Regions from separate parts of the Homo sapiens genome. Here region 2 is linked to region 1. The links are chromatin loops, found by intact Hi-C in ENCODE. Cell type or tissue: mammary epithelial cell. All regions are shown on one strand. Links, peaks and the distances in the headings refer to the core of each region. The heading gives the core; the rest is flanking DNA.

Region 1 (10,313 bases), core at 718-8,717:
AGCTGATAAACAACTTCAGCAATTTTAGGATACAAAATTAATTTACAAAAACGAGTAGCATTCCCATATACCAACAACATCCAAGCTGAGAGCCAAATTAAGAATGCAATCCCACTCACAACTGCCACAAAAAGAATAAAATACCTAAGAATACCACTAACCAGGGAGATTATAAACCTCTCTAAACAGAATTACAAAACACTGCTCAAAGAAATCAGAGATGACACAAACAAATGGAAAAACATTCCATGTTCATGGATAGGAAGAATCAATATTAAAATGGCCGTACTGCCCAAAACAATTTACAAATTTAATGCTATTCCTATCAAAGTACCAGTGATATTCCTCATAGAATTAGAAAAAACTATTTTAAAATTTAAGTGGAACCAAAAAGCCTGAATAACCAAGGCAATATTAAGCAAAAAGAACAAAGCTGGAGGCATCACATTACTCAACCTCAAACTATACTACAAGGCTAAAGTGGACAAAACATCATGGTACTGATACAAAAACACATTGACCACTGAAACAGAATAGAAAGCCAGAAATAATGCAACACACCTACAACAATCTGATGTTTGACAAAATCAACAAAAAACAAGCAATGGGGAAAGGACTCCCTATTCGATAAATGGTAGGGGATAACTGGCTAGCCATATGCACAAGACTGAAACTGAACTCCTTCCTTATACCTCATAAAAAAATCAACTCAAGATAGACTAAAGAATTAAATGTAAAACCTAAAACTATACAAACCTTAGAAAATAAACAAGGCAATACCATTCTGGACATAGAACCTGACAAACATTTCATGATGAAGATGCCAAAAGCAATTCCAACAAAAACAAAAACTGATAAATGGAACCTAATTAAACTAAAGAGTTTCTGAACAGGAAGAGGAACAATGAGCAAAGTGAACAAACTACAGAATGGAAGAAAATATTTGTAAACTATACATCTGCCAAATATCTAATAACCAGCAACTATAAGAAATTTAAACAAACTTACAAGTAAACAACAAACAATCCCGTTAAAAAGTGGGCGAAGGACATGAACAGGCACTTTTCAAAAGAAAACATGCATGCAGCCAACAAGTGTATGAAAAAAAGCTCAACATCACTGATCATTAAGAAGTAAAAATCAAAACCATCATGAGATACCATCTCACACCAGTTAGAATGGCTATTATTAAAATATCAAAAAATAACAGATGCTGGCAAGGTTGTGGAGCAAAGAGAACACTTATGCACTGCTGGTGGGAATGTAAATTAGTTCAGTCATTGTGGAAAGCAGTGTAGTGGTTTCTAAAAGAACTTAAAACTGAATTACCCTTCAACTCAGCAATCCCATTATTGGGTATATGCACAAAAGAATGTAAATCATTCTACCATAAAGACATACACACATATGTGCATCACAGCACTATTCACAATAGCAAAGACATGAAATTAACCTAAATGCCCATCAATGGTAGATTGGATAAAGAAAATGTGGTACATATACATCATGGAATACTATGCAGCCATAAAAAAGAATGAGATAATGTCCTTTGTAGCAACATGGATGGAGCTGGAAGCCATTATCCTAAGCAAACTAATGCATACAGAAAACCAAATACCACATGTTCTCCCATATAAAATGAGAGCTAAACATTGAGTATATATGGATACAAAGAAAAGAACAACAGACACCAAGGCCAGTTTAAGTTGGAGGGTCAGAGGAGGGAAGGGGAGGATCAAAAACTACCTATCAGGTACCATGCTGATTACCTCAGTGATGAAATAATCTGTACACAAAACCCCCAGGACACAAAATTTACCTGTGTAACAAACATGCACATGTACCCCTGGACCTAAAATAAAAGTGAAAAACAAAAAGAAATATAATGACACTTTGGGAGAGTTGTTTGTAGTTTGGCATGCCAGAAGTACACAGTAGGGGTGGGATCACAGGAGATGATGCTGCAAATATAGTCAGGGCCCAGATTATAAAGTTCCTGAAAGTTCCTACTTCATACCTGCTATTAGTAGACAATAGATCAGGCAAAGGAAGTTTGGCCAGGTCAGAGATACTAGGGGAAAAAAGCTTTCTTGGATTCATTGTATTGAATTTACTTGGATTGTATTGAATCTATAGATCAATGTAAGTTGAGTTGTTATCTTAAGAAATTGAACACAGTATATCCTTCCATTTATTCAGATCTATTTTAGTTTTGCTCAATAACATTTTGTAGCCTTCAGTGTAAAGGTTCTCTACATCTTTGTTAAATTTATTCCAAAATATTTTATGTTGTATAACATGTAAATGAAAGTATTTACATATTTACTGCTATAAATTTTTAGTGATTTTTACATGTTAACATTGTACCCTACTATTTTGCTAAATTTACTTATTAGGTCTAATATATGTATTGCAGTTTCCTGTGGATTTTCTGTGTAAATGATTATATTAGCTACAGATAGAAACAGTTTTACTTCATCCACTTTATTAACTTTCCAGTATTTTTATTGTTGGATCCTTTCTTCATTTCCTATCTAGGAGACACAACCTAGAAAAAGTATTCAGTATTTTCAGCCTAGGAAAAGTATTCAGTATTTCACCATTAGGTATAATAATTGCTACAGGGTTTCTGGTAGAGTCCTTTATTAGCTTATAGAAATGTTCATCTATTTTTAGTTTTCTGGGACTTTTTTTTAACATGAATGGATTTTAAATTTTGTAAATTTCTTTTTCTGCATCTATTGAAGTGATTATGTGATTTTTCTTCTATATTAATATAGCAAATAGCATTAATTAAGTTTAGCATGGTGGGATTAAAACTTACATGATTATGATATATTATTCTTTTTTTCTATTACTGATTCAACTTGCTAATCTTGTTAGGTATTTTTGCATGTATGTTCATAAGGGATATTAGCCTTATTTACTTTTAATATTTTGTCAGATTTTGGCATTATGGTTATGCTGGCTTCATAAAACAAGTTGGGAAGTTTTTCTTCTCTGTTTTGTGAAACTATTTATGTAAGATTGGTTTCAGTTCTTTCTTTAATGTCTGATAGGATTTGATAGGATTTAATTTTATTTATTTATTTACTTATTTTTTTGAGTTGGAGTCTTGCTCTGTCACCAAGCTGGAGTGCAGTGGCTCGATCTTGGCCCACTGCAATCTCCAGCTCACTGCAACCTTCACCTCCCGGGTACAAGTGATTCCCCTGCCTCAGCCTCCCAAGTAGCTGGGACTACAGGCACGTGCCACCATGCCCAGCTAATTTTTTGTATTTTAGTAGAGACAGGGTTTCACCATGTTGGCCAGGATGCTCTCAACCTCCTGACCTCATGATCCGCCCGCCTCAGCCTCCCAAAGTGCTGGGATTACAGGCATGAGCCACTGCACCCAGCCAATTTTGTTTCTTTTTTTGTTGTCTGATAGAACCAGTAAAGCCTTCTAGACCTGAAGTTTTCTTTGTGAGAGGATTTGATAATGATTTAATTTCTTATTAGAAATAGGGCTATTCAGATTTTCTGTTTTTTCTTATGTCAGTTTTGGTAAACAGTATTTTTCAAATAATGTGTTGAATATGTTGTTGAATATGTGACATAAGTTATTAATAATATTCTTTTAATATCATTTAAGTATCTGTAGTATCCAAAATAATAATCCCTTTTCTTATGTTTGATATTGATAATTTGTATTTTCTCATCCTTTTCCTTAATCAGTCTAGCTAGAGTTTTACTAAGTTTCTGAGTCTTCAAAAAACTCACCTTTGGGCTTTACTAATTTTAAAAATTATTAGCCATTTTTTATACACTTTATCTTAGACATATTATTTTTATTACTTTCTTTTTTCTAATTTTGCATTTATTTTGGTGTTCTTTTGGTGGCTTCTTACAGTAGTCTCAGGGGTCATTGTTCAGAGCAATAACTCTCTCTAAACATTGCTGTTGTTCTATCTTGCAAATTCTGATATGTTGTATTTTTATTCGAATTTAGATCAAAATGTTTTCTAATTTTCTGCATGATTTCTTTTATCCATGTATTATTTAGAAGTATATTTATTATCAAATATTGTGATATTTCAAGGTATCTTATTGTTATTATTGACTTCAAATTAATTCCATTGAGATCAGAGAACATACTTTATATAAATTTAATCCTTTTTAATTGTTTTAATTTCTTTAATTTGTAGCTGAAAACATAATCACTCTGATGAACACATGTACTTGAAAAGAATGAGTATCTTCTAGTTACAGCATAGTGTCCTATACATATTAATTAGTTTAAGGTGTTTGATAGTTTTGTTCAGAACATTTATGTCTTTTATTTTTTCTAATTTCTGAGAGAAGGATGTTAAAGTCTCCAGTTACTACTGTAATGATCCATTTGTTCCTTTTTGTCAATTCTAAATGTCTTCTTGATGAGACCTTTTATCATTTCATAGGGGCTTTTTTTGTCTGTTTTTTGTTTTTATTTTTGTTTTTGTTTTTGTTTTTGTTTGATTTTTTTTCCTGAGACAGGGTCTCATTCTGTTTCCCAGACTGGTGTGCAGTTTTGCTATCATAGCTCACTGAAGACCAGAACCCCTAAGCTCCAGCAATCCATAAAGGGGCTTTTTATTTTTTATTTTGTAATTATGTTATTTTTTGTCCTTAATAAAGCTCTTTGTCTTGAGATCTATATCAGTCAAGGTCCAGAAATCACACAGAAGTGGAACAGGGCAAATTTAATCTAAGGAATTGTTCGGTAGTAACAGGAGATTAATTACTAAGGGGCAGAGCAAGCTCTACCATGAATGATGAATGGCAGGTACAGAGAGCAGCTACTACCTCTGGGGCTAAGGAACAGTACCTAAGGAAGAAACACATTTTGAACAGGGCCGGAAGCATGAGACTCAGACCTGGTTGGAAATGTGAGTTTGGCACATTGGATGGCCGAGAAGTTCATGGAGGTACAAACTAGAACTGGCAGCACAGTAGGGTCCTGACAAAATTCACTAGGAAACTACTCACTAAGGTGTCGCTGGAACTCACTGGAAAGGCACCTACTGAGGCACCCGAAAGAGTCATTGGAATGTCAGCTGGTGCAAACTGGCTAGAAAGCTGCCCAGAAAGTTGCCACTAAGTCAGTGGGAAGCGAGCACCACTGGATGTCTTGCACACACACTACAGGCCACTCATGCCTGGGAGAAAGAAGAAAAGTACACCAAACCGGAAAGAAAAGCCCTTTCCTCCTACCGTGTCCCTGCAGCACCCTCTACTGACATAACGTAACAAAGTTGGCAATGGTGAAATATTTAAAGTCCACCTACAGTACCATAAAGCAGGCCAAAGGAGGATGGATTTGGAGCTGGGAGACAATAAAATTGATAACTGGCGAAAGCAGTAATCTGTTTGCTACAAAATCAGCAAGTCCAGCTGTTTATGTTTACTGTTTACGTGGTTATCTTTTTCCATCCACTTACTTACAGGCATTTCTTTTAGGTAGGATATAGTTGCTTTGCTTCTTGCTTTTTTAAAAAAATAAATTCTGTTAATTTCTGGGTTTTAATTGAAGTATTTAGTCCATTCACATTTATTGTAACTATTGTCATGGTTGAATTTAGGTCTGCTAGTTTAGTTTGTTTTCTGTTTGTCTCCTCTCTTTTTGCTTCTTTCTTTGTTCTTTACTGCCTGGTTTTTAAAATAATTTTTAGAATTCTATTTATTTTATCTTTTGGTTTTTTTAGTTCTCTTTGCATTATTTTCTTTTTCTAAAAGAAATCTTTTAGTGATTGCTCTGGGGATTACAATTTATGTCCTTAACTTTTATCTCTATTTAGAGTTAATAGCGTAACACATCATAAAATGTAGAAACCTTGTAACCCCATATACTCATTTATCACCCCTTCCCTTATGTTATAGCTGCCGTAATATAATAACTGAAAATATTACAGTCCTAAGACAATGCTACAATTTTTGCTTTATTTTAAATAAATTAAGAAAATCTAGTATGTTATGTTTATCCAGATATTTAAAATTTCCAATGCCTTTTATTCCTTCCTAAGGACAGATGTTTCTATCTGGTATCATTTTCCTTGAATCTGAAACACTTCATTATTTCGTATCATGCAGATCTTCTGACAATAAATTATGTTGGTTTTATCTTTTTTGTTTAATTGTTGTGGGGGGTTCTTTTATTTGAGATGGGGTCTCACTCTGTCACCCAGGGTGGAATGCAGTGGTGCAATCATAGCTTACTGCAGCCTCAAAATTCTAGGCTCAAATAATCCTCCTGCCTTGGTCTGCCAAAGTGCTGGGATTACAGACGTGAGCGACTGTGCCTGGCCTGTTTTGTTGTAAGATATCTTTATTTTCACCTTTATTCTTGAACGAAAATATCATTGGTTATTTTTATTCTGGGTATTTTTTTAACACTTTAAAGATTATTGCACGACTCTCTGGACTCCATATTTACTGATAAGAAATCAGCAAGATTTTGAGTTATTATTGCCCTTTATGTAATGTGTCATTTCTCTCTGAGTGCTCCAAAGGTTTCTATTTTTGGTTTTTAGTAATTTGACTGTGATCTCCCTAGATGTGAATTTCTTTATATCTATCCTGCTTGGCATTTTCTGAATTCTTGAATTTGTAAATTTATGTCTTCTCCAAAGTTTGGGAAATTTTAGCCACTAACCCTTTCAACAATTTTTATTCCTTATTTCTTTCACCTTCTTCTGAATGTCCAGGAGACTTTTTGCTATTTTCCCATAGTTCCTCAAGTCTCCTCTCACTTCTTCAATAATATTTTTACTCTCTCCTCTTTAGTTTGCATAATATCTACAGATAGTTTCCTCCGTTATCTGCAATCTACTGTTAAGCACATCCAGTGAATAATTATTGCACATATTATACTCTTCAGTTTGATCATTTTCATTTTGTTCTTTTTATTTTTACAGAATTTTCTGTTTTTGTTTTTTTTTTTTTTTTTGGCAGACACATCCTAGAGGTCCACATTATTTCTTTTGAATATTTTCTGTTTTATTTTTATTTTTTTGAGACTGTTAATTTTTTAAAAATCACAGTTATACTGAGATATAATTCACAAACCATAAGATTCACCCTTTATAAGCACACAATTCCGTAGTTTTATTAGCACATTCACTGAGTTGTGCAACCACTACCACTATCAAATTTCACATCACTTTTTAAATAAACTTTTAGGTTCAGGGGTACATGTGCAGGTTTGTTACGTGGGTAAACTTATGTCACAGAGGTTTATTGTATAGATTATTTCCTCACTTAGTACTAATCTTAGTACTCAATAGTTATTTTTTCTGCTCCTCTCTCTCCTCCCACCCTTCACCCTTAGGTAAGCCCCAGTGTCTGTTCCCCTTGTGTCCATTTGTTCTCATCCTTTTGCTCCCACTTATGAGTGAGAACATGTGGTATTTGGTTTTCTGTACATATGTTAGTTTGTTAAGGATAACAGCCTCAAGCTCCATCCATTATCTCATTCTTTTTTATGGCTGTATAGTATTCTATGTTGTATATGTACCATATTTGCTTTATCCAGTCTGCCATTGATAGGCATTTAGGTTGATTCCACGTCTTTGCTATTGTGAATAGTGCCACAATGAGCATATGCTTGCATCTGTTTTAATGATAGAATGCTTTATATTCTTTTGGGTATATACCCAGCAATGGGATTGCTGTGTCAAATGGTAGTTTTGTTTTCAGCTCTTTGAGGAATCACCACACTGCTTTCCACGGAGGCTGAACTAATCCACAGTCCCATCAACAGCGTGTACGCATTTTTCTCTGCAACCTCGCCAGCATCTGTTATTTTTTGACTTTTTAATAGTAGCCATTATGTCTGTGAGATGGCTAATATTAAAAATAATAAATATTTAATAAAATAAAAAATAAGATTTTAATAGAAATAAATGTTTAATTTGATATTTAAAAATTTAATAAAAATAAATGTTTGATAATCGCCATCTCATGGTCAGAATGGCTATTATTAAAAAGATGTGAGATGGTATCTCATGATGGTTTTTATTTGCATTTCTCTAATGATCAGTGATGTTGAGTTTTTTTCATATGCTTGTTGGCTGTATGTATGTCTTCTTTTGAAGTGTCTGTTCATGTCCTTTGCCCACTTTGTAATGGGGTTGGTTTTTTCTTATACATTTGTTTAAGTTTCTTACAGATGCTGCATATTAGACCTTTATCAGATGCATAGTTTGCAAACATTTTCTCCCATTCTGTACATTGTCTATTTACTGTGTTGATAGTTTCTCTTGCTGTGTAGAACTCATTTACTTTAATGGGATATCATTTGTCAATTTTTGCTTTTGTTGGGACTGCTTTTAGCATCTTCATCATGAAACGTTTGCCAGGTCCTATGTTAAAAATGATACCGCATACAGTGTCCTCCAGAGTTTTTGCAGTTTTTTGTTTTACATCCTTAATCCATCTTGTGTTGACTTTTCTATATGGTGTAAGGAAGGGGTCCAGTTTCAATCTTGTGCATGTGGCTGGCCAGTTATCCCAGCACCATTTATTAAATAGGGAGTCCTTTCCACATTGCTTTTGTCAGCTTCGTAGAAGATCAGATGGTTGTAGATGTGTGGCCTTATGTCTGGGCTCTCTATTCTGTTCATTGGTCTATATGTCTGTTTTTGTATCAGTACGATGCTGTTCTGGTTACTGTAGCCCTGTAGTATAAAGTCAGGCAGCATGATGCCTCTGTTTTGCTTTTCCCCCCTCCCTACTCTTTTTACTTAGGATTGCCTTGGCTATTTGGGCCTTTTCTTTGCCTCCATATGAAACTAGAATTTTTTTTTCTAGTTCTGTGAAGAATGTCACTGGTAGTTTGGTAGGAATCGCATTGAATCTGTAGATTGCTTTGGACAGTGTGGCCATTTTAGTGATATTGTTTCTTCCTATTTATGAGCATGGAATGTTTTTCCATTTGTTGTGTTATCTTGGATTTCTTTCAGCAGTATTTTGTAAGATCTCATTGTAGAGATCTTTCACTTCCCTGGTTAGCTATATTCCTAGATGTTTTACTTTTTGTGGCAATTGTGAATGGGATTGCATTCCTGATTTGGCTCTTGTCTTGGCTGTTGTTTGTGTATAGAAATGCTAGTAATTTTTATACATTGATTTTGTATCCTGAAACATTGCTGAAATTGTTTATCAGCTTAAGGAGCTTTGGGACCAAGACTATGGGATTTTCTAGATAAAGGATCATGTTATCTACAGACAGGGATAGTTTGACTTCCTCTCTTCCTATTTGTATGCCTTTATCTCTTTCTCTTGCCTAACTGCACTGGCCAGGACTTCCAATAAAACTCCTATGTTGAGTAGGAGTGGTGGAAGAGGGCATCCTTGTCATATGCTGGTGTTCAAGGGGAATGTTTCCAGCTTTTGCCCATTTAGTATGATGTTGGTTGTGGGTTTGTCATAGATGGCTTGTATTAGTGTGAGGTCTGTTCTATCAATACCTGGTTTGTTGAGAGCTTTTAACATAAAGGGATGTTGTATTTTCTTGAAAGCCTTTTCTGTATCTGTTGAAACGATCATGTAATTTTTGTCTTTAGTTCTCTTTATGTGATGAATCACATTTATTGATTTGTATAGGTTTAACCAACCTTGCATCCCAATGATAAAGCCTACTTGATCATGATGGATTAGCTTTTTGATGGACTGCTGGAGTCAGTTTGCTAGTATTTTGTTAAAGATTTTTGCGTCAGTGTTCATCAAGTATATTGGCCTGAAGTTTTGTTACTGTTGAATCTCTGCCAGGTGTTGATATTGGGATGGTGCTGGCCTCATAGAATGAGTTGAACAAGAGTTCCACCCCCTTGGTTTTCTGGAATAGTTTAAGCAGGAATGGTACCAGCTCTTCTTTACACATCTGGTAGAATTCAGCTGTGAATCCTTCTGGTCCTGGGCTTTTTCTGGCTTTTTTTTAATTACTGATTCAATTTTGGAACTCATCATTGGTCTGTTTAGGGATTCAGTTTCTTCCTGGTTCAGTCTTGAGTGGGTGTATATGTCCCAAAATTTATCTATTTCTTCTAGATTTTCTACTTTGAGCCTGTGCTGGTGTTCATAATAGTCTCTGATGGTTATTTGTATTTCTGTGGGGTCAGTGGTTATTTTCACCCTGTCATTTTTAATCATGTGTATTTGAATCTTCTCTCTTCTCTTATTAGTCTATCTAGTTTTATATATCTTATTAGTATTTCAAAAGACCAGCTCCTGGATTCACTGATATTTTGAGTTTCTTGTGTGTGTCTCAGTCTCCTTCAGTTCAGCTCTGATTTTGG
Region 2 (10,313 bases), core at 903-8,902, 1.3 Mb before region 1:
CATCTGCTTTCCAATTGACCAACACTGTGAGCAATCTAAGGTCCACAGCTCTGATTTCTGACTCACAGAAAATGTTCCATCATTCTTTAAAAAACTTTGTCCCAGAATTTTGTATTTATTATCTTCTTTTCTTGGTTTAGTTCGTTTAGAATAAACCGTATTTCTTATTATGAAAATAATATTTATTGTAAAAAATAGCAAAATAAAGAAAAGCTGAAATAATTATATTTCATAACCTTATTTGAATTAACACCTAAAAACCCACTTTTAATACTTGGTCTTTCCAGAAATTTTACCCATTTTTTTTAAATGGGATGATCCCTCAGATAGCTTTCTAAAGATTTCCCTGAAGCAAATATTCACTGATGATGCTAAAATACTCCAGTTTCTTTAAAAAGTAGTACCTATATATGTTTGAATTTCCTAATGACATTGTGATTTGGCTAGCCAATTATAGCAGTGGGTGTATGTGCATTTGGGCATGTGCATGTGGATGTGGATGTGCATGGTTTTCTCTGAACTGATAGCACCAAACAGGTTTGGAGAAATGCCTGTGCAGTTATTCTTTGCTACCCTAACCCACTGTAGATGTTATGTTGAGTAATCCAGCCACTTCTTTTCTCCTTATCCACTTTATATTTCTGGACACCAAGCTTTTCAAATGTTTAAAAATGATTTGAAGCCTGATTCTTAAGCATGTTAATTTATAAAGTCTCTAAGCTGAGACAAATATTTTAGTATGTCTCAGTACATAGCTTTCTCATTTTCCTTTCAGGTCAGTAGATAAATCCTTCTCTTAATATTTCATAAATGCCAGGAGTTAGTTAACAGTCCTGAAATACTATTAAATTAATCTCTTTTGTTCCTGACACAGCCTTTATTTTATTCTTTACCCCAGAAGATGTCACATTTGTAGATCATATTTATATTTTATCTGAAATACTGTGAGTGGTAGTTTCTTAAAAAAATACAGTGTTCTGTAGTGAAGTCTTAACAGTCACTATGGGAAATTTTGCAACCTTCAGAAAGCCTATTCTTTCAAAACTCAGAAAATTCTTACCTAATAAATAGAGACCAGTGCTAGAAAGTAGCTAGTAGGTTAAACCATGTACTTCACTGATATTTAGGTGTACATTTTTTTTTCACATTGGAGATTAGTATTCTGATCTCCTCCCTAAATAGGCAACTTACAGAAGCAAAACAACTATTGAAATTTTTTAAATGTATGAATTCTGAATGATATATCAAGTCATCTAATTTTTTATGAGGTCAAATTGTTGTTATTTATTTATTTTTTCCTTTGAATTCAATCATTGGGTTGCCTGGCATCTTAGAAACCTAGCTATGGCTTTGAGAATTTCCCCTCTTCCTCGTCTTCTTCTTTTCCACATGTTTTACCATGCCTTGGTTTTTCTTTCCATACTTTTTTTTTTTTTTGAAACGGAGTCTCCGTCTGTCGCCCAGGCTGGAGTGCAGTGGCTCGATCACTGCTCACTGCAACCACTGCCTCCCGGACTTAAGCGATTCTCCTGCCTCAGCCTTCGGAGTAGCTGGAACTACAGGCACCTGCCACCACGCCTGGCTAATTTTTTCTGTATTTTTAGTAGAGACGGGGTTTCACCGTGTTAGCCAGTATGGTCTCAATCTCCTGGCCTCGTAATCCGCCCGCCTCGGCCTCCCAGAGTGCTCTGATTACAGGCGTGGGCCACCGCGCCCAGCCTCTTTCTATAGTTTTCTAAAGCATAGTACAAGGGACCCTTCTCTTAATATTAGAATTACTATTACGGCAATCAAGCTGACATAACCAAATTTGTGTAAAACCATTGAAGTAAAATGGGCCACGTCATTATTATTATTGTTATTGTTATTTTGTGTACTCTATGACCACATTTTTTATTCAGATTCCATGACTATATTTCTATAATGGAAGCACCTAAGGAAAATGACTCCTAGTTTCTGCTGTATTGCTTTTGCTGCGGTGGAATGAGTTCTATCAGACAACTGGATGCATTTGAAAATCTTCATATTTTCACCCTGGAAAAGTCCTATTAGCTAAACTTGCTCCTGTTTAGAAATATTGACCAAAAAACATAGTCCATCTTGTAAAGGTATACTAGACATTTACTAAACAAGTAAACTAACTTCAAGTATAGTAAGTTTATTAATTCCAAAATCTAGAAATGCATGCCATAAAGTAAGTTTTTTGTTTCTATTGTTTGAAGGCCAATTTTCAGCCATAATATTAAGCTTCATACTTCTGGAAGAGTAAACCAAGCAGAACAGCAAGTTAGAATCTGGACGTAATATAACTATGGAGGATTAAAGTGGGGGCTGTGGGTAAAAATTTCTGAAGCCCTTTCTCAAATTAGCGGATTAAAGCAATTGTGACGTTCCCAGCGTATCACAAGTGGCCAATAAATATTGATTTCTTCGTTTTCCTTCTGTTTCCCATCATTTAAAATGCTTTCCATTTCTCCACCATTAAAAAATAGAAGTAATGTGAATGTTTGATGGTGTGTTAGTAAATCATTCTTAATTTTTTTTTTACAGTTGGGGATCTCACTATATTGCCTAGGCTAGATGAAAACTCCCAGGCTCAAGTAATCCTTCTGCCTCTACCTCCTGAGTAGCTGGGACTATAGGTGCATGCTACTGTGCCCAGCTATATCCTTAATTTTGAAAGTTTACTAAAAAATGCTTATGTACTCTCAGGGTGAAGACAAAGACAATGTACTCCACCTTTTTTTTTTTTGTTTTTTACATTTTATTATGAACAGCTCAGTGTTATCCTTAATAGATATTTGTTGATTGAAAATCTGATATAAAGTCAGTTGAAGGAGGTCTGAAAATATAAAGATTCTATAAAAGTACACAATATAGCAGTTTGCTAATATTCGGATGAAAAGTCTATCAAAAAGTCTATTATAGACTAATAAGTCTATCAAAACTGCTTTGGACTGTTCATTGTTGCACCACCATTGTGCCATGTACTCTCAATCCTCTCTTAAAAATTACTTCTGAAGACTGGTGTGGATTAATGCATTAAATGCAGTATAAAATCAGATAATGTGGGAGAAGAAATCTTGAATGACTTCTTTTAAATTAATATGTTTAAAAAACAACTGAAAAGATAATATTCTTCACGTTAATTGTCCCTGATACCCATTAATAATAGGTGCCTACATTATTGCAATACACATTCATTAACTATTAGGATTTTACAGTAGTTACATATCAAAACTGAATCTTACTGTGGCAATAAATTAAAATTAAATGAATATTAAATCTACACCTGGCTTTATTAAACCTAAAATTGATTACTTTGCTTTTGTCATAAAAAGTGACTTCTCTAAAAAATGTGATATATTTTTAAAAAGTACCAAACCAAGTATTATGATTCTTGGGTTTTAGTCTCAGCTGCACCACTCACTGACTGAGTGGCTTTAAACACGTCACTTGCCTGGCTAGACCTCCAACTGCTGAATTTTGAAAGAGAAATTTGATGTAGATTAATTTATATAATTATTTTTAACTTGAAACTTCTGTAATATATAAACGTACCCATGATTTTAAATTTTAGACACAAGGTGGCACTATTAGTAGTGATTCTAATTTGTTCCACAGATAAAACTAGGGGAATTTCAAGATCTGTGTATCCAAAGAATAAATCTAAATATATGAAGACACTGTATCTCACACACACACACACACACACACACACACACACAGTCTTGGTTATTTTTAACATCTGGATGAATGCTCAACAATTCAGTCAACCAAATGTTTGCTTGACATCAAGATGATTGATTTTTTAAAATGTTCACGAGAATATTTCAGTGTTAAGGTACACAATCAAGAAATATTTGCAAAAATATATGCAAGATAAAGATTGATACTGGTGTGATTTCAACATAAACAGGAACTCCTAAACAAGATCTATCAATTTTATAGCATGTAAGGAAAGGTATTGAAATGTGAACAAATTGCATAACTCAGTTTGCTATTAAATTAAAAAGAATGCATGTTGGTATGCAGACAATTTTCAAATGACACTAAAGGCAAAATTTGTTTTAAACTGGAAAGGTGTAGATGATGCAAAGAATTTAAATTATAATCTCTAGAACATTTTTGTTGAAATTTTCCAACATCTTGCTACCACTTCCTAAAACACTCTCCACACATACTGAAGACCATGAACTGTTTTGTGGCTAAATCAACAATATTACTTAATATAATATTACTTTTATAATAAACATATTTTTCCTAAAATCTGACTTCTTCCCGTTTGTTATGAAGATTCTCAAATTAAATCTTTCATGATCCAATTCAAATACAATTTTTCTCCTTTAGTGTTTTTCCTGATACTGCAGGAAAGTCTCTCCTAAATCATTTATAAAATTCTTGTACTTAAAAATGTTGTAGATCTTAGCAGTCCCCTAGACCATATTTTTTATCTTAGTGGTAATAAAACTGTGCTCCAGTGAGGAAGTATGATGGGAAGAAGCTCCACCTCTGATCAGCGATGGGGGAAGAAATCCAGTCCCAGTGTTCTTTCTACCATGTGCTATTTGTATGTTTCAGATGATAGACGGTGCTTTCCAACGGGAGTACGAATCTAATCTACCTGGCTAAACTGTAAATTCCTTCTAGTAAAGAGTTTATGTCTTTTCTCTCATACTGTCTAGCATAGTATTTGGTAATGTGGAGGTGCTTAGGGCATACATTTGAATAAACAAATGATTAACTCTAATGAACAATTTTAATAAAATTAATACTCACTTCTTCCATATTTGTGCCCACTGCAGTACTTCACTTCAGATAATTACATCTGATAATATTGTTTTACACCTCTACAGATCTATCTGTGGTGAAAAGTGATCATTTTTAAGTAGGTTTTATTGTAGGTTACTCTGAAATGGGTAATGATTACAAGCTCTTTGTGATTGCTCAGTGGTTATGACTCACCAGACCCCAGTTTAAATTCTTGCAACTGAATGAGTAATAAAGCTATGACTTACACCATCGTTGGTTCAAAAGACATTGGCTGAAAATATACTGTTCCCTGGAAAGGACTCTATCCTATGTTAGTTATGTGACTTTAGTAAGTGAGTCAATCTCCTTCAGCTTGTCTCCTCCTCAGTAGCCATGATGATGATAATTACTGCTCAGAGTTATTAATATTTTACTGACTAAATAATATGCTATGTACACAGTCCTAGGAACATAGAAATCTGGCACGTATGTTATGTAGATGATGTTGAAATCTTTTTCTTAGAACGAAGAAGATACAGAGGATGAATCAGTATATAACAGTAACAAAGGTAAAGTCCCTTTACCTCATTTCCCTCTACCAATTTTTGGTCAATTGTCAGTACTGAGCAAATACTTATGCAATGGCATCACCAGTCTTGGAAAACAATTACAAGGGATGTATAAATTGTAATAATCTACATAATTCTAGGTCTTTTTCTAATCTGTGAATGTGGAACCTTTGCAAATCCCACTCATATTTTACCCAAGTGTTCGTGTGGTTCTAGCCAGAAGTTTTAGATATGCTTACATCAACTTTCTGATGTTCTCCTCAGTCTCCCTTTTTGGTGGTCTTCCACTTCCGAGGCCACTTGGCAGGGGAGTGATTCCCACATCCCCATGCTAACCTCCCACTGCCCTTGGCTACCAGTGTTCAATTTGATAGGGCACGTGTCCATGCTGAGGATTCAGCCTATGATGAAGCCAACACTGTTCCTCACTGCTTCTTCAAGGACAAGCACAGTGCTTAGCATGAAACAGGTTCTTAAAAATATTTACATATAGAATAGATGAGAGGGACCAAAGCCTTTCCTAGAAGCTTTAATATATTGGAGCTACACTGTGTTCAGCAGAAAAAGAAAAAGTGTGGCCCTCCTTTTCCTTCACTGTCCTACTTTTCATCTGGGTTTCAAAAGTTGGATGGCATATGCTACCGTGTCAGGAGGTTTCTTTGTAAAACAGCTCCTTCAGCTTCTTCAGGCCCTTGTTCAAAAAAGCTGATGGCAAGTGTGCTATTCCTTTCAGTGGCTTTTAGGCCAATGTCTGAGGAAAATGCTGCCATTCTTTTCTTTCACTTTCCATTCTAGAACTGGTGCTTTCTCCCAGCCCAACTCTACTAATATTCTCCATATGTAGAGGAAAAGAGAGAATTTACTTACACAGCTCGTACAAGTTTAGTAGATATGCCCAGATATATTTAATTTCCTAACTAGATTCAAATCTTCTCTGCTGCTGCAAATAGATATTCAAAAAGCAAATCAAAATTAAAAATATAAACTATTTAGAAATTAAAGAAATGCAAGTATGTTTTTTAAAATTAAGAGATGCCGCTGTAACTGTACTCAGAGTAAAATATATAATTTTATGTACCTTAAAAATTATTACAAATAAGTCAACTAATTCAACTTTAGAAACTAGAAAACAAAACAAAAAATTATGATAGAAAAAAGCTTAATAAAGTTAAAAATTAATATTTTGTAAAACTAAAATTAAAGTTAAGAATGAAAAAGATAAAATGTATTTCTGTAAAAACATGAAAATAAAAAAAATAACCTAGCAGGACTGACACAGAAAATTTTTAACGTTAAAAAAATAGGAATGAAAAGTATAAGGTATAATTATAGATACAAGTGAGATTAAACAAAATAATGAGATTTTGTTTGCATAAATATAGAAATAAATTAGAAATACATAAAATGGATTCTTTTCTAGCAAGACATAAATTATCGAAGGAGTCCCAATTACACAAAAATAATTTTCAATAATATTACATGAAAAATACAGTGATGTGAAAGTATGGAAGGCAGTTTTTTAACTTTGAAGTAGTGAAACCAGTTTTAGCGTGACAAAACATAGTTGTCATAAGTAAAATAGTAACAAATTTAACTGCGTATCTATTAACAAGCAAATTTAAATGTAAAACACTTCTTATGTGGCTCAGCTCTATGCATAAAGTTAAAAAACAATGACATGCTGAAAGGAAAATGTAGCATACAGAACAGACATAGGGCTTTATGACACTTTTTTTTCTACAAATAAAATTTTAGGAAAGATAAACAGTCAAACAGAAAAATAGGCAACATATGAACGAGCAATTCAGGAAAAAAATTGAAATTTACATGACGTGAAAAGATGCTTAAACTTACTTCACACCTCAGGGAAATACAAAATTCAATAGTAACGAAACATGCATTTTTTCCTCACAAAACTTACAATAAGTTTTCAGTGTTGATAGATAATATCTATATTGACAGGGATTTGGGAAATGGGCATTCTCAGATGGTGTTAGTGAAAGTATAGATTGGTCAAAATATTCTGGAGAGCAATTTGGAGCCTCAGTTAAAAATTAAAGTACCAATGCTCATTTTCAGAAATCTACCACAGTAAAATGTTTGGATTAAAAGTATATGTGGGTATGAGAATCATTGCAGCATTGTGGTAGTGTTAGAATCAGTGAGGAACTTAAATGCCAGTCAATGGACAAATAGTTAAATACTGTGTGTGGTGTTCATCCAGTGGAAGAGTACCACGGTCATTACAAACTATGGAGTACATGTAGGTTAACTAAAGTCAAAAGATACATAATGCATTTTGTTGGGAAAAAATCAAGCTGGAAATATATGTATAAGATAAAATTTCATTTAAAAGTATGTACAATCATATATGAAATTATGTATCTCTTCACAGCACGTATAGGTTAATATATCCTTGAATAATGAAAGCTTCAAATTTATGTATCAAACAGTTAATGAACATTTCTGAAAGTTGTGATTGGAAGGAGAGATAAAGGGAAGGGAGAGTTTCACTTTTGACTTTATATACCTCAAAAAAAAAAAAAATGACAGATAACCAGTCATTTGAAATTTTTTTTCTCCAGTTTTCAAAAAGAAATATTTTAAAAAGTAAGTCATGGTGCTTACATGTCCTAACAGAGAGACGAGACCCAAGCTGTGAGCGTCAGTTAGGGGAGGTACAATGAATGCAGTTGGTTCAAGGGAGAAGTAAGTCTTCAAGTAGAACTTTGGATATGTTAACTGTTCTGAGGAAAAATAAGTATAGTTCTTTAAGTATTATCCTAGTTGACTTTAGACTTCATCTGTGGGATGTAGCACATTTCTTTTCGGCTTGATTTCTATACTGTCTAATTCACATCGGTGTCCTTCCCATTTATAAACATGTTGCCTTTGCATGACACATGATGGAGATATTGTCTTATGCAATGTCTTTCAAAGCAAGAGTCTTCACACGTTCCTAGATTTTATAATCAGTTTAGTGATTCTTGATCAGCATGTGTTAGAAAATAAAATTGGTATGGACATAATAGAATGGATGGATGGATATTCGAATGGAATAGAATAGAGTGTACTATGTATAGTAAGATACTCTATTATTTCATGAAACTTTGGCTTTAGGTATGTGGTTGTGTGTACTAGGCTGCAATGTAAAATTTATTCCTATTATGAGTCAGTGATAAAATGTTTGGAAGCCATTGGTCTCAATCCAGATCTAGAAATAAGTCATAATATAATCTTGTGGAAGCCTCTAAAGAAAATGTGATCTGTAAATTTGTCCGAGAGGGGTCCAAAGCAGGACTTCATGCTGGCAAATAGCAATTTTCATTATTTGGATTTCCATCATTATAGCAAAGTGCTTTCAGATATTGAAGACTGTTTTTTCTTTCTAACTTGTGATGACTACTTTAAAACTGTATACATTTTTAAAGTGTTTATATTTTAATGTTGTACCTTTCAAAATAATGTACACGGTGACATATTAGATAGTCCTCGAAACCATGGAAAAAACATTGTTACAGTAAAACTAGCATGGTCATATTATGAAAGAATGCAAAAGTCATATGCATTTGTAAATGTAAGATACAAGACTTCAAAGATTTTTCTCCCCTGCAGTGGTCACTGCAGATTCTGCCCCTGAAATCCCAGAGGAGCCTATTCACTCTCATGTCCCAGGGAGAACTTCAGTGGAGAAGCATTGCTGTACACCATTGTAAGCCAGAACCATAATTAGCAAGTAACACCTTTGCAGAAATTCATTGACACCTAAATGAGAGTAGAAAGAAGTCTTTGAATAGAAAATAGGGAGGTAATAACTTCTGGCTATACTGTGCAATTTTGTTTTCAAGGAACAGAGTTCAATCAAATCACCTCAAGTACTGGGGATTTATAATAGAGATAAACACAGAAATAAGAACGACAAGGAGAAGAATGAAAACAGGAATGTTGTGGGTACTCAAAGTAGCTCCATAGCTTGAAATGGAGCCTCCATGAAACTTAAGATGTAATTTTGGAACAAAGGAAGCAAATAGTCAGGGTATTTGTTACCATTGTGCTTCTCTGTTTCTGCAGGCTCCCATAAAACTATTTGGTCTTCTGGTTGTATTATTTTTGGTTTTTGCATGGTTCTGTATTCTAAATATAATGTCTCTTATAGTGTCTACTATTTCATTGTCTCTACTGCCTGCTAATTGCAAAATATGACTGACTGTCTGCCTCTTCAGTTCATATTTTGAGAGTGCATTTTGAGTGGCCTGGCTACTAAAGGTGCTTTCTGCCACCAGCTGAGTGTGATGTTTAGAAGTGCAGATTCTGGCACCCCATTGCCTGGTCCACAGCCCAACTCTACCTACAGAGTACTAGGTATGTGACCCTGGCAACTTATGTAAAGTTCTGTGCTCCAGTTTCCTCATCTATAAAATGATATCAATCTCATAGGATTGTTGAAGAGTTGATATATGTTAAGTGCCTAGAAAAATATCTGTGACTCATAGTGGGCCCTAAATAAATGTTAGGTAGTAAAGTAAAACTTTTGTTGCAGTCTTTCTCAGGTTACTAGATAACCACAATGTGCAGAACGTTACTTCCTAATTCATATGAATGAGTATCTACTGTGTGCCAAGAATGGTGATAAAGCTCTCATACTGATAGGGGAATATAAAATAAAAGCAAGTAAAATCATATATGAATGAAGTAATTTGAGGGAGTGATAAGCACAGTGAAGGAAAGAAGGAGGAAGATTGGTGCTTTAGTGATTAGAGTGGCAGGATGTAATTAAGGATAAAACATCTGAGTTGAGACCTAAATAACAGGAGAAACTTGTTATCAGATTGTTGGCATGGAAGGCCAACATTTTAAGTAGAAGAAATACAGTCATGTTTTGCTGAATGATGGGGATATGTTCTGAGAAATGCATTATTAAACAATTTCCTCATTGTGCAAACATCATAGAGTGTACTTACACAAACCTTGATGGCATGGCCTACTACACCT

What was found. Peaks named below come from ENCODE experiments on the same cell type or tissue, not always from the same donor. Only the 100,000 strongest peaks of a DNase experiment are listed, where the experiment ranks them.
Region 2: a loop joins it to region 1, with 12 times the contacts of the local background. A loop is called at or near these places in 9 of 110 quality-filtered maps.

The regions. Positions count from the first base shown.
Region 1 is chr11:79,703,442-79,713,754 of GRCh38, reverse strand. No RefSeq gene overlaps it. Among named protein-coding and RNA genes, the nearest start is that of TENM4, 270 kb to the right of the region's middle. In mammary epithelial cell, for the core only: a CTCF peak has its summit at 5,248 (motif pointing left); no DNase peak of the experiment used is centred there.
Region 2 is chr11:81,000,521-81,010,833 of GRCh38, reverse strand. No RefSeq gene overlaps it. Among named protein-coding and RNA genes, the nearest start is that of LINC02720, 240 kb to the right of the region's middle. In mammary epithelial cell, for the core only: a CTCF peak has its summit at 3,585 (motif pointing right); a DNase peak (open chromatin) is centred at 5,053; H3K27ac peaks cover 1,842 bases.